Linked DNA regions of Mus musculus: region 1 is linked to region 2. Evidence: chromatin loops called from intact Hi-C (ENCODE). Cell type or tissue: heart. All regions are shown on one strand. Links, peaks and the distances in the headings refer to the core of each region. The heading gives the core; the rest is flanking DNA.

The links. Hi-C counts contacts between places; a loop is a spot of excess contacts. Peaks named below come from ENCODE experiments on the same cell type or tissue, not always from the same donor. Only the 100,000 strongest peaks of a DNase experiment are listed, where the experiment ranks them.
Region 1: a loop joins it to region 2, with 2.8 times the contacts of the local background. A loop is called at or near these places in 10 of 42 quality-filtered maps.

The regions. Positions count from the first base shown.
Region 1 is chr11:85,332,173-85,337,548 of GRCm38, forward strand. Ppm1d (protein phosphatase 1D magnesium-dependent, delta isoform) reads left to right here. Exons shown (of 6, transcript NM_016910.3): 3 at 79-203; 4 at 4,893-5,083. Among named protein-coding and RNA genes, the nearest start is that of Bcas3, 18 kb to the right of the region's middle. In heart, for the core only: a CTCF peak has its summit at 2,884; a DNase peak (open chromatin) is centred at 2,839.
Region 2 is chr11:85,167,253-85,172,628 of GRCm38, forward strand. 1700125H20Rik (RIKEN cDNA 1700125H20 gene) reads left to right here and starts at 3,844. Exons shown (of 6, transcript NM_028589.1): 1 at 3,844-3,975. The coding sequence starts at 3,925. In heart, for the core only: no CTCF peak of the experiment used is centred there; a DNase peak (open chromatin) is centred at 2,999; H3K4me3 peaks cover 800 bases; H3K27ac peaks cover 784 bases.

The DNA.
Region 1 (5,376 bases), core at 170-5,169, 160 kb after region 2:
ATTGTATGAATTCCTAACATGTCAGGCTTAGTTGTATTTTAATCATTTACACTGCTTACGACTCTGTTCACTTTCTAGTGTGATGAACAAGTCTGGAGTGAACCGAGTAGTTTGGAAAAGGCCCCGGCTCACTCACAGTGGACCTGTCAGAAGGAGCACAGTCATTGACCAGATTCCTTTTCTGGCTGTAGCAAGAGCGCTTGGTAAGATGGACTTACATTTGGTAAAATCATGTTGTATTTATTTCTGCTCTATACAGTGGTGAGAGGAAAGATGCTATGGAGAGATGAGACCTTACATGGTGAGATTAGAGATGATGAAACTGCATGACAGTATTTTAAATGCGAGGGAAGAGGTAAAGCCTGTATTTCAGCACTGCTTGCTCTTTCTTAAGATTAATGTCTGCGGTCTTACTTGTTTTCCTCTGTACTTAGGAATACTCAGAGATCTCAGAATCTGCCAGTACTCATCAGATACCTATATACCTGCATGCCTGTCCAGGCTTCATGCTATGATTATAAACCATTTTCAATATTCTTGTTCATGTCAGCCCTTAGTGTTCCTTTTTTTTTTCCGAGACAGGGTTTCTCTGTGTTTCCCTGGCTGTACTAGAACTCACTCTGTAGACCAGGCTGGCCTTGAACTCAGAAATCTGCCTGCCTCTGCCTTCCAAGTGCTGGGATTAAAGGCATGTGCCACCACTGCCTGGCTAGCCCTTAGTATTCTTAAGCTTCAGAAGTTTTTTGTTTGTTAGTTTGCTTGTTTGTCTGTTTTTCTTTAGCAAAATAAATTGTTCATGCCAAAATGAAAATAATTTTTTCCTAGTCTTCTGGTTTTAGAATGAAGACTAGATTTTTTTTTTTTTTTTTTGAACAGGATGAACATTGATTTTTTTATGGAAAATTGAGAGAGAACTCCTAAGAGTAGGGGGGACTGCATGGGAGAAGTATTCTTGTTTTGTTTTATTCTTGAGATCTCATTGTAGCCCAGGCTGGCCTGATATAAATGTACGGCCCCCATAGCCTTGTTCTCATAATGAACATCCTTTCTCTCTTTCCCAACTGCCTGGAACTACAGGTGTTATCACGATGTGTAGCTGAGACTCCTGAGTCAGAACTAATGAAATACCTGCTTTGCCTCTTCTACATAGGGGTAGTTTTTCTAAAGAAAACTCTTGGGGCTGGGATACGGCTTAGCAGTTAAGAGCATTGCCTGCTCTTCCAAAAAACCCTATTTCAATTCCCAGAATCTATACGACAGCTCACAACTGTCTGTAATTCCAGTTACAGGGGATATTACATCCTCATACAGATATATATGGAGGCAAAACACCAATGCACATAAAATAAAAATGAATAAAAAAAATTCTATGAGGAAATAAGTTTGTTTTCTTTAAGTAGATAGCTGAGTCCCCTAGTGTCAGGTGTTTTGGTAAGCCTTGGATGTGTAATGCAGAAGACTGCTGTCATGGAACAATGCCTTGCAGCTGGGAGTGAAGACAGTGAAGAAGTAAATGAAGTAATTTTACACCAGGAAATCCCTTGAAAGAAAGAGACAGTGCTGATTTTTTTAAAAAACTTTTTTAGAAAGAAAAAAATACTTTATACATTGTGATAGAAATGCCACTTTTAGGAAGTATTGTGTTAGCTCCATCTGGAAAGTGGAGAGTGGACTAGTTTTGTGAAAAATATTTCAGAAGTGGATCCCGATGTGGGAAAGATGATATAGTGTTATCAGAAATTATCACAGTGCTGGAATTAGGCTGGGCATGTGGCTCAGATGCTAGAGTACCTGCCTAGCATCACACAGCCTGTGTTACATCCCAGTACTGAATAAACGAGCTGTCAGAGTGCACACATGCAATCCCAGGACTTGGGAGGTGGAGGCAGAAGGATCAGAAGTTTAAGGTCTTCTTCAGCTACATAATGACTCTGAGTCAAGATCTATTGGCATACAAGACACCCTGTCTCAAAAATAAGCAAAAAGGCTTGAGTTGGTGAGGTAGCCATGATGAGTTTCAAGACACAGGTGTACTAAGAGTATCATGGTCTTTAGGCTGGGAATGAAAATTATGCAGCTATACGCATGCCACAGTGCTCTTAAGGAGGTTTGAGACCATCTTCAAGAATTTTTTTTTCCATCATTTGTGTGCTGGGGATTTATTTTAGGATGTCAGGCTTGGTGCAAGTCCTTTTACCCACCAAATCACTCACTGACCCATTCTCTCTAGTCATTTTATAAAAAATTAAAAAAAAATTTTTTTAGATGGGGTCTCTTATAGCACAGGCTGACGTGAAGAATTGGGTATGTAGTTGAGCTTGCTCTCTCCTCTCTTCCTTCCTTCCTTCCTTCCTTCCTTCCTTCCTTCCTTCCTTCCTTCTATATGAGTACACCATTGCTCTCTTCATACATACCAGAAGAGGGCATTGGATCCCATTACAGGTGGTTGTGAGCCACCCTCTGGTTGCTGGGATTTGAACTCAGAACCCCTGGAAGAGCAGTCGGTGCTTTTAACCACTGAGCCATCTCTCCAGCCCCTGAGCTGTCTTTAAACTCCTGATTCTCCTGCCTCTACCTCACAAGTGCTGCTATTATAGTCAGTGACTACTCACCATGACTCACCTCAACATTTATGTCATAAAAGGTTATTTTGATTATAGTTTTGATACTAGATCACTGAAGCAGGTATTGGGAATCCTTGTGGTAGGTCAGCCACAGGGGGGAGGCCAGTGGCCACAGAGTTGATGACCGTTTGGGGAAGTTGGTTAGTGGTCTGACAGTTGCTGATACTTGGACTTGTGAGCTGTCAGGTGTTCTGGGAGCAAGCCCTGGAACCAGAGGAGCGCTCCTGGTGTCCTTTCAGCACCCTCTACTGATGCAAAGGGGCATGACCGCCAGCAGGCAAGCAGCTGCCAGTTCCCAAGGCTTCCCCTTTGATCTACAGAAAAGACATCCTGTGATGCTATTAGGGAGCTGGCTATAAGTATGTCGTGATGAATTAAAATTTTTAGACTCTAGGGATTTTTACTAATGAATTCAAAGCAATTTCAAACCCCAATCTCAAGTACTTTTCAGATAACTCTCTTAGCTTGTCATCTGTATCTTGGGAATGTGTGTTCTGCCCTTTTCCTAAGTGCCTCTTCTTTAGCCTGCTTTAAATTTCTTTCTTTTTAACAAATTTTATGTGTATGGCTATTTTCCTTACACATATGTGTCTGCAACATGTATATGTGCAGTGTGCCCTTAGAGGCCAGAAGAGGGTTTCAGATCCCATGAGACTAGAGTTATTGTTGGCTGTGAGCCATCATGTGGATACTGGGACTTGAACTATGATCCTCTGGAAGAACAGCCAGTGTGTTCTTAACTACTGAGCCAACTCTCCAACCCCTCTGTCTTCTTAATGCCTGTTCTTTATAATTTTTTCATTTATTTATGCATTTGTGTGTGTGCATTCATGCCACCGCATACATGCAGAGGTCAGAGGACAACTTTTGAGAGACAGTTCTGTCCTTCTAGTATGTGGGTCCAGAGGATCAAGCTCAGGATGTCAGTCACCCTTAGCTACTGAACCTTCTCACTGGCCCAGTGCCTATTAAATCTATATTCTCTATATTTAATTAAGAAAGAAAAAGGCATTCTCTAGGGGTGGAAGTGGGCTGAGAAGATGATAGTCATTCAAAAGCAAATGTCAACCATGCTTCATTTTAAAATATTTATTCTAAACTTGTTGGTGTGTGTACTTGGGAGGGAGAGGCAAGGCAAATCTCTGAGTTTGATGTCATCTTGGTCTGCAAAGTGAGTTCCAGGACAGCCAGGCTATACAGAGAGACCCTGTCTCAAAAACCATATATGTATATATGTATATATTGACTTCTCTCTGTTGGGTTTAACAAGCTTGCAGGGCTGTTTGTGGTGCTGGGGTTTGAACCCAGGGCCTCATATGCTAGCAAGCATTCTGCTGCTGAGCTGCACTGTGAGTCCTTTTTAATTTCATAATGGGGTCCTACTGAGTTGCCATGGCTGGCTCAAACTTGGAATCAACCCTCCTCCCCCATTCCTCAGAAGAGTGGGATTCGGTGTGTGTGCTATTATACTTAGCTTTAATAACTTATTTGGTTTTCTTTGTGCAATGAAATTACCCATGAATAATTTCCTCCTATTCAATTCATCTGTGTTTTTAATCATCCTACTGGGCTGAGAAAGAACTCCAGCGTAGTATTGGGAGAAAGGTGGCAGTCAAGACATAGTATTCTTTTGTTGTTGTTCAAGAAGTTATGTCCTTAATTATTTTCCTGATTCTGGGGCTCAAACCTACGTCTTTGTACGTTCTATGCAAGTACACTTATTTCTGATGCATATCTCTACCCCACGGCATAGTTTTGATTTATATTTTTTCATTGGTATTTAAATTGTACAGGGTTACAAGCCCTGACCTTAACCTACAGCAGGTCATTTTTATTTAAGTGTTTTTGTACTTTGGGTATATTGTTCAGCACGTCCTCCTATCTCATTCCTGACATCCCTCTTTCACTAGTCCCCAATGTTTCCCCTAGATAGTTTCATTTCTAACTTCATTCTATAAATACATGAACTTATATATCTGCTTAAAATCTCAGAACCACAAATGAGAGAAAACACGGGTATTCTGAGAGTGCTTAGTTCGCTTTGCAGTTTTCTTTAGCCCTACTTGAAGGTTACGGAGGGCGTTTGCTGCAAATCCCCATGCTGGTTCTTGAGCATGTCGAGGGAATTCTCTTGTCCCTAGTGTGATTGTATGGGTTTTAAATATTGTCAGTTGTTGTGCACCTATAGGAACAGACTAGGGACTGTCCTTTAGTCAGTGATGTGCCTCTCTTGAAAGTAATAGTGCTTCTTCTGCCCCCTTTCCCTAGGTGACTTGTGGAGCTATGATTTCTTCAGTGGTAAGTTTGTGGTGTCACCTGAACCAGACACCAGTGTCCACACTCTTGACCCCCGGAAGCACAAGTATATTATCCTGGGAAGTGATGGACTTTGGAATATGGTTCCACCTCAAGATGCCATCTCCATGTGCCAAGACCAAGAGGAGAAAAAATACTTGATGGTGAGAAGTGGTTTGACGTTGTCTGGAGTGTTGTGGTCTTGTTGTCCATGGCTGTGAGTCTAGCTAAGGAGGTTTGTCTTGTGTCGTATCATTGCTCTGAATAAATTCATAACCATTCCCAGTGACTTTTCTCCTTTCCTATATGCCTTGCAACCTCTGGGCTTTTCTGTTTTTATGGACTTGCCTACTTTGGATTTTTCCTATACATATGATCATATACCAAATGGCCTTTTAAATCTAGCATTCACTTAGCATAACATGTGAAGTAATGTTTGTTTTCTGGCACTGAGCAT
Region 2 (5,376 bases), core at 239-5,238:
CCCTAACCTTACAGCCAGTTTTGACAGGCCCAGATGCCTTAGATTGGCCCAGGCAAAGCTAATCCCCTGTGCACAGCTCAAGGAAAGCCTATGACATTTGAACTTCACTGTATGTGGTCATGAAAGCTCTGGACTTACTTTAATCCCCAGATACTTGATTTGAGGCTGAACTACGGTTAGTTAGATTGCCAATCTTGCAGTCTTCCCCTGCACCTCTCCTCTCAACACGAGCCTGAATGGGGTACTCTTCAGTGCCTCTGTTTGAGGGCTTCCATGACTTAGACTTAAAGACCTACCTAATCCTCCAAACCACTGTTGAAAGGTGCACATACCTAGATTATAGCTGTTGGAGCCTGCTTCCTAAGTCTTTAATGAGTTCTCACATACAGTTTCAGAGCTTTCTTGATTCCCTCAAGCCCTACTTAAGTAATGATTCAGACCCTGGTGACCTTGGAGTAGGGGTGCCAAGGCCTTGTCTGGGAGCAGTCCACAAGGTTTGCTGATACAGTGCTACAACCGTGATAAGAATTGAATGCCTTCCTTTTCTAGGGGTTTTGATAAAACTTTAGTTACACAATTGAATCATTTGCCTTATAATCAAAACACCTTCTTTAGCAATTCTAAAGATACCCTTGAGTTTCTCATTAAGGAAAGAGATAGAGAAGAGTTCTTTGCGGGAATAAAAAGTTTCTGTGCCACTTAGAAGAGGAGAGAAACGGATCTTCAGATCTGTGATGCAAAGTTCAAGGAGATACTAAGAACTGCTTTCTATGCTTAATTCAAATAATATAACAAGAAAATTGGAAGCTCTGTTTTGTGGACCTATGGTAGGGAGTAACATATAATTACTATGAGGCCAGTCTATGTAGTAAAGAATGCCAACCTGTATAAAATGAACTGTGGGCAAACTAACAGGCCTCAGCTCTCACCCACCTCACAGATATCTAATAAACCTGGTGAGTAGGTTTAAAAAACACTTTGTGGGGAGGTGTGTGTGTGTGTGTGTGTGTGTGTGTGTAGATCAGAGGACAATTTTTGTTTTGTTTTTTGAGACAGAGTTTCTCTGTGCATCACTGGCTGTCCTGAAACTTGATTTGTAGACCTGGCTGGGTTCAAAGACAGAGATCCTCCTGCCTCTGTCTCCCAAGTTCTGGGACTAAAGGCATGTGCCACCACCATCTGGCCAAAGGACAATTTGGAGGGTTGATTCTTTGCTTGCACATGTGGGTCCTAGTGGTCAAACTCAGGCTGTCATCACACTTGGAGGCAAAGCCCTTATCCACTGAACCATCTCACTATCCCATGATTTATAGCTTTTAGAAATATATGTTGCAATGAATAACACTGTTAGATGAGTTAACTTGCCCTACAGAAAAATTTTATTCTGACCAATTGAATTTTGAATGTTTCCCAAAAGCAATGGATTTGTGTTTGGTTTTACTTACAGTTGTATTTGAGCCACTTCTCTGGCTGTTATCAATTGTCGGTTCAGGCTACTCCCCAGGCTTGAGAGTAAGCCATCATGTAAATAGGGCAGCCATGCAGAGCTTGGGACTTACTGGAGGCTTTTGGAGTGAAAGGGGTTGGAGAAGAGAGTGAATGAAGAGACCAGAATAGCTAAGCCTTTTGTTTTTAAAACATCTGTTTCTTTTTCAAATGTAGGTGTGTGTATATACAAGTAATATACACATGTATGTGTTTATTCAAATCTTTTTAAAATTTTTTTCAGTGTTATTTCATATCTCATGCCACTTTTGGATGATGTATGTGACAATTTTGGGGGTTTGGGGTTTTGTTTGTTTGTTTGTTTATTTGTTGAGACAGAATATCCATGTAGTCTGGGTGACTAAAACTGAATCTGTACTGACAATAGGCCAGGCTGGACTTGAACTTGTAATAGTCTTCTCCCTTCTCCAGAATGCTGAGATTACAGGCATGTGCGTCTGGTTTCTGTAGTGCTGGGCATGAAACCCAGGACATTCTGCGTGATAAGAAAGCACTCTGCCAACTATCCCCCTCCTAGTTTGTCCTCCCACTCCAGTCTTTCCACTGTCTCTTCATAATACATTTTTAAGTTTTGTTTTTTGAGACAAAATTGTGCTGTGTTGTCCAGACTGGCCTTGACCTTACAACAGTCCTAGGTCTTGTGCCTTCCTGGACACGACTATTACAAGGTCCCGCCCTGGCCAGCTTAGCAGCAGGACAGAGGAAGCAGAATGAGGGCCATCCCCTGGGGGCTTTTGGAGCATATACTCCAACACCTTTTTAGTGCATATTCAAAAACGGAACCGTGTGCACATGCTGCTGCTCTCAGCTCAGGAGCTTTAGGCGTAGAATAGCACTTGGACACGGGGGACAGATATGTGACATAACATTTTATTTATCCTAGTGACATCTTCAGAATGCCACTATTGTCAATTTTTTTCTCCTTAAGGCTCTCCCCAGGATGGACAGAGGTAATGCATGTTCTACATTTTCAAACACATTGTTTACTGACAATTTTATAGAGTGTCTAGGAGGCTTTCTTTTGCCTTCCTCTTACCAACATGGTTGTCCTTAGCTGTGAAATAATCCTCAGGGAGCAGGTCTTCCAAAGTGAAGCAGAGAAGTAGGGACTTTGATTGTCCCCATCTCCTCTCCACAATTTGCTAAACATAATAGTACAGAGAATAGTTTATTTCTGGACAGAAAAGGAACTCGCCCCAAACCCCAGGGTCTCCTGGCCTGTCCAGCCTTGGAGCTGGTAAGAGCTGCCATGTCCTGACCTGTGAGGCTAGATGGACAGAGGGAAGTTCTATTGGCTGACCCAGAGGCCACCAAAGAATAGGGAGAACATGATCAAACTGAGCGACATCCAAGAGGCCCTGGAGATGGAACCCAGCGTTCCAGGGGAAACATGGCTTAAATGGATAAACTGCAGCTGCAACGGTCTTTTACACCGGGCAACTCGCTACGCTAGCTGGGGAAAGACACGAGGGGGCGCTGGTGCCCTGCTAGGGACAAAGCTTGTCCTGACCGAGCGGCTGAGCACCCATCAGCCGGAACCATGCCTGCAGCTCAAGACACTGCTGATAAGTGTTTGCTCGGTCGCCCCGGCCTCCCGCTGGCATGCTGGAGAAGCCAGAGCACTCCGAATCCAACCAAAAGCCTTACTTCTGTTTCAGTGGCCACTGACTTAAGGCAAGTGATAGGACCTCGGCTACCCAGGCTCATTATGAAACAGGGTCACTACTTGGCACCTACTCCCAGGAAGGTTTTGGTGAGATTAATGAAATACATGCCAGCTGGTACTTTTGTAAGTGCCCTTAAAGCAACCCAAACATCACTCCACACAATCATTTATTAACTAGATGGCTACAGGGCGCTAGCAGTGTATTTCAGTAGAGATTTATTATATTCCATTCTCTCTTTCAGCACACCTTTTAGTCCTTTGTTCTGGAAAAGACTGTTACAACTCTCCCCTCCCCGCCCCCGCGCCCCCAATACACACACTTTCTCTCTCAATAAGCCTCCGGAATAACTGCGGAGTGGTGTCCATCCAGGAAAATTACTTCAGAAACTTTACCGAGGTTTAAAATCAATAGCTTCTGGCCAGAGGTGTGCCATTTGGTCCTAGTCAGCTGTAAGCACTGACACACAACCCCCCCAAAAAAAAGTGGGGTGGGGGGGACAGCACACGTGGCTCACTGACTTACCTAGTCCAGATCCCAGCTGAAGGAGATAGTTGGCTGCCACCCTGAGGCATGAGTGAACAGGGTAGAGAGGGGCCTGAGCTCTGTGTTGGCAGTTGCCATGGTTTTGCTCCGAGTTCTGGAGCCAACCTGCCCACTACCTGGGGCACTCAGGTCACAGAAGCAGTAAGTTAGAAGTCTGTGGGGAACCTGAGACTGTGCTATCCTGGTGTCTGCCCACCCAGCTGTTGAGATGGAAGCCTCAGATTGGCAAGGGGGTGAAGGAGACAAGCCACTAGAGAAGGTGAAGTGAGGCTGGGATGTGAGGGAACCAGGGAAGGGCTGGTTTTGGAAAGCCACGAACATGAAATTCAAGGAAGGAGACAAGATGAGAAAATGGTGGAGTATGTGGGTTGGCAAAAGCCCCAAAGAACAAGAGAACACAATTCCTTCAGACAGTTGGGCCAGGGTGTAGCTCAGGAGTAGAGAGCTTGCCTGCCCTAGTCCTGGGTTTGACTCCCCAGAGCCGCAAAGCAGGGGTAAGCAAGTAGGAAACGTGTTTATCAAAGCTGTGTTTCTGTCAAGACAGTGAGAAGTCCCATTTGATCATTAGTTATAAAGGGTTACCCATGTCCATGTGAGCACACGTATGTGTTACGGTCTCTGTTCAGTTATGTGCTGTGTTTATGGAGTTAGCCAAAGTCCCCCACTCTCTACAGTTGGGGGGAACCTGTCCTGTACCTACTTTACCTAGCTTCCCTTCAGAGTGCTCTGAGTGTGGCTCTTCCTCTCCTGAACTCCAACGGCAAGTAATCCAATTGTTCTGAGAGGCTTTGAAAATGTGAGTTTAACCCTAGCACTTAGGAGGCAGAGGCAGATGGAGCTCTGTGAATTCAAGACCAGCCTGGTCTACAGAGTGAGTTCCAGGACGGCTAGGGCTGCACAGAGAAAGTGGTTTCATTGTTTGGGGGAGGAAAAAAAGCAAGCAAACAAAAAATCCTAAACAACAAACAAAAATCCCAAAACACAAGCAAACAAAAATGAAAAAAGACAAGAAACTTTAAGTTTCAAACCCAGTTAACACCAGTCTAATAATCCTGTGCTAAATCAGTAATATTTCAGACCCTTTGTCACCACTAGTTTTCAGTTCCCTTTGCTTCACTTTGTGTCACAAGTCCCTTGTTACCACCACCACCCTTTACCGGGTGCCCTTCATGCATGCCATGATGCTAACATTTAGAGATGCATAGACATTGGCCTGGCACCTCGGTATGTCCAAATGAAAGGAGACATGGGCCGGGCATGGTGGTACACACCTTTAATCCCAGCACTCAGGAGGCAAAGGCAGGCAGATCTCTGAGTTCGAGGCCAGCCTGATCTACAGAGTGAGTTCCAGGACAGCCAGGGCTACACAGAGAAACTGTGTCTCAAAAAACCAAAAAAAAAAAAAAAAAAAAAAAAAAAAAAAAAAAAAAAAAAGAAGAAGAAGAAGAAGAAAAGAAAGGAAACATGGTTGTTGCCCATCCCCCTGAGGAGTCACAGAATTCTTTCTGTGCCTGGGAGTTCTCAGTTATAACCAGAGGAAATGGTAGCTAACCTCACAGTCTTTGTGGGAAAAGAAAATTAGTAAATGTTTATCAAGAGCTTTACAATGTTTCTCAGTATAGCCAAGAATAATTATGAAAGAAATAGGTAAAATATTTTA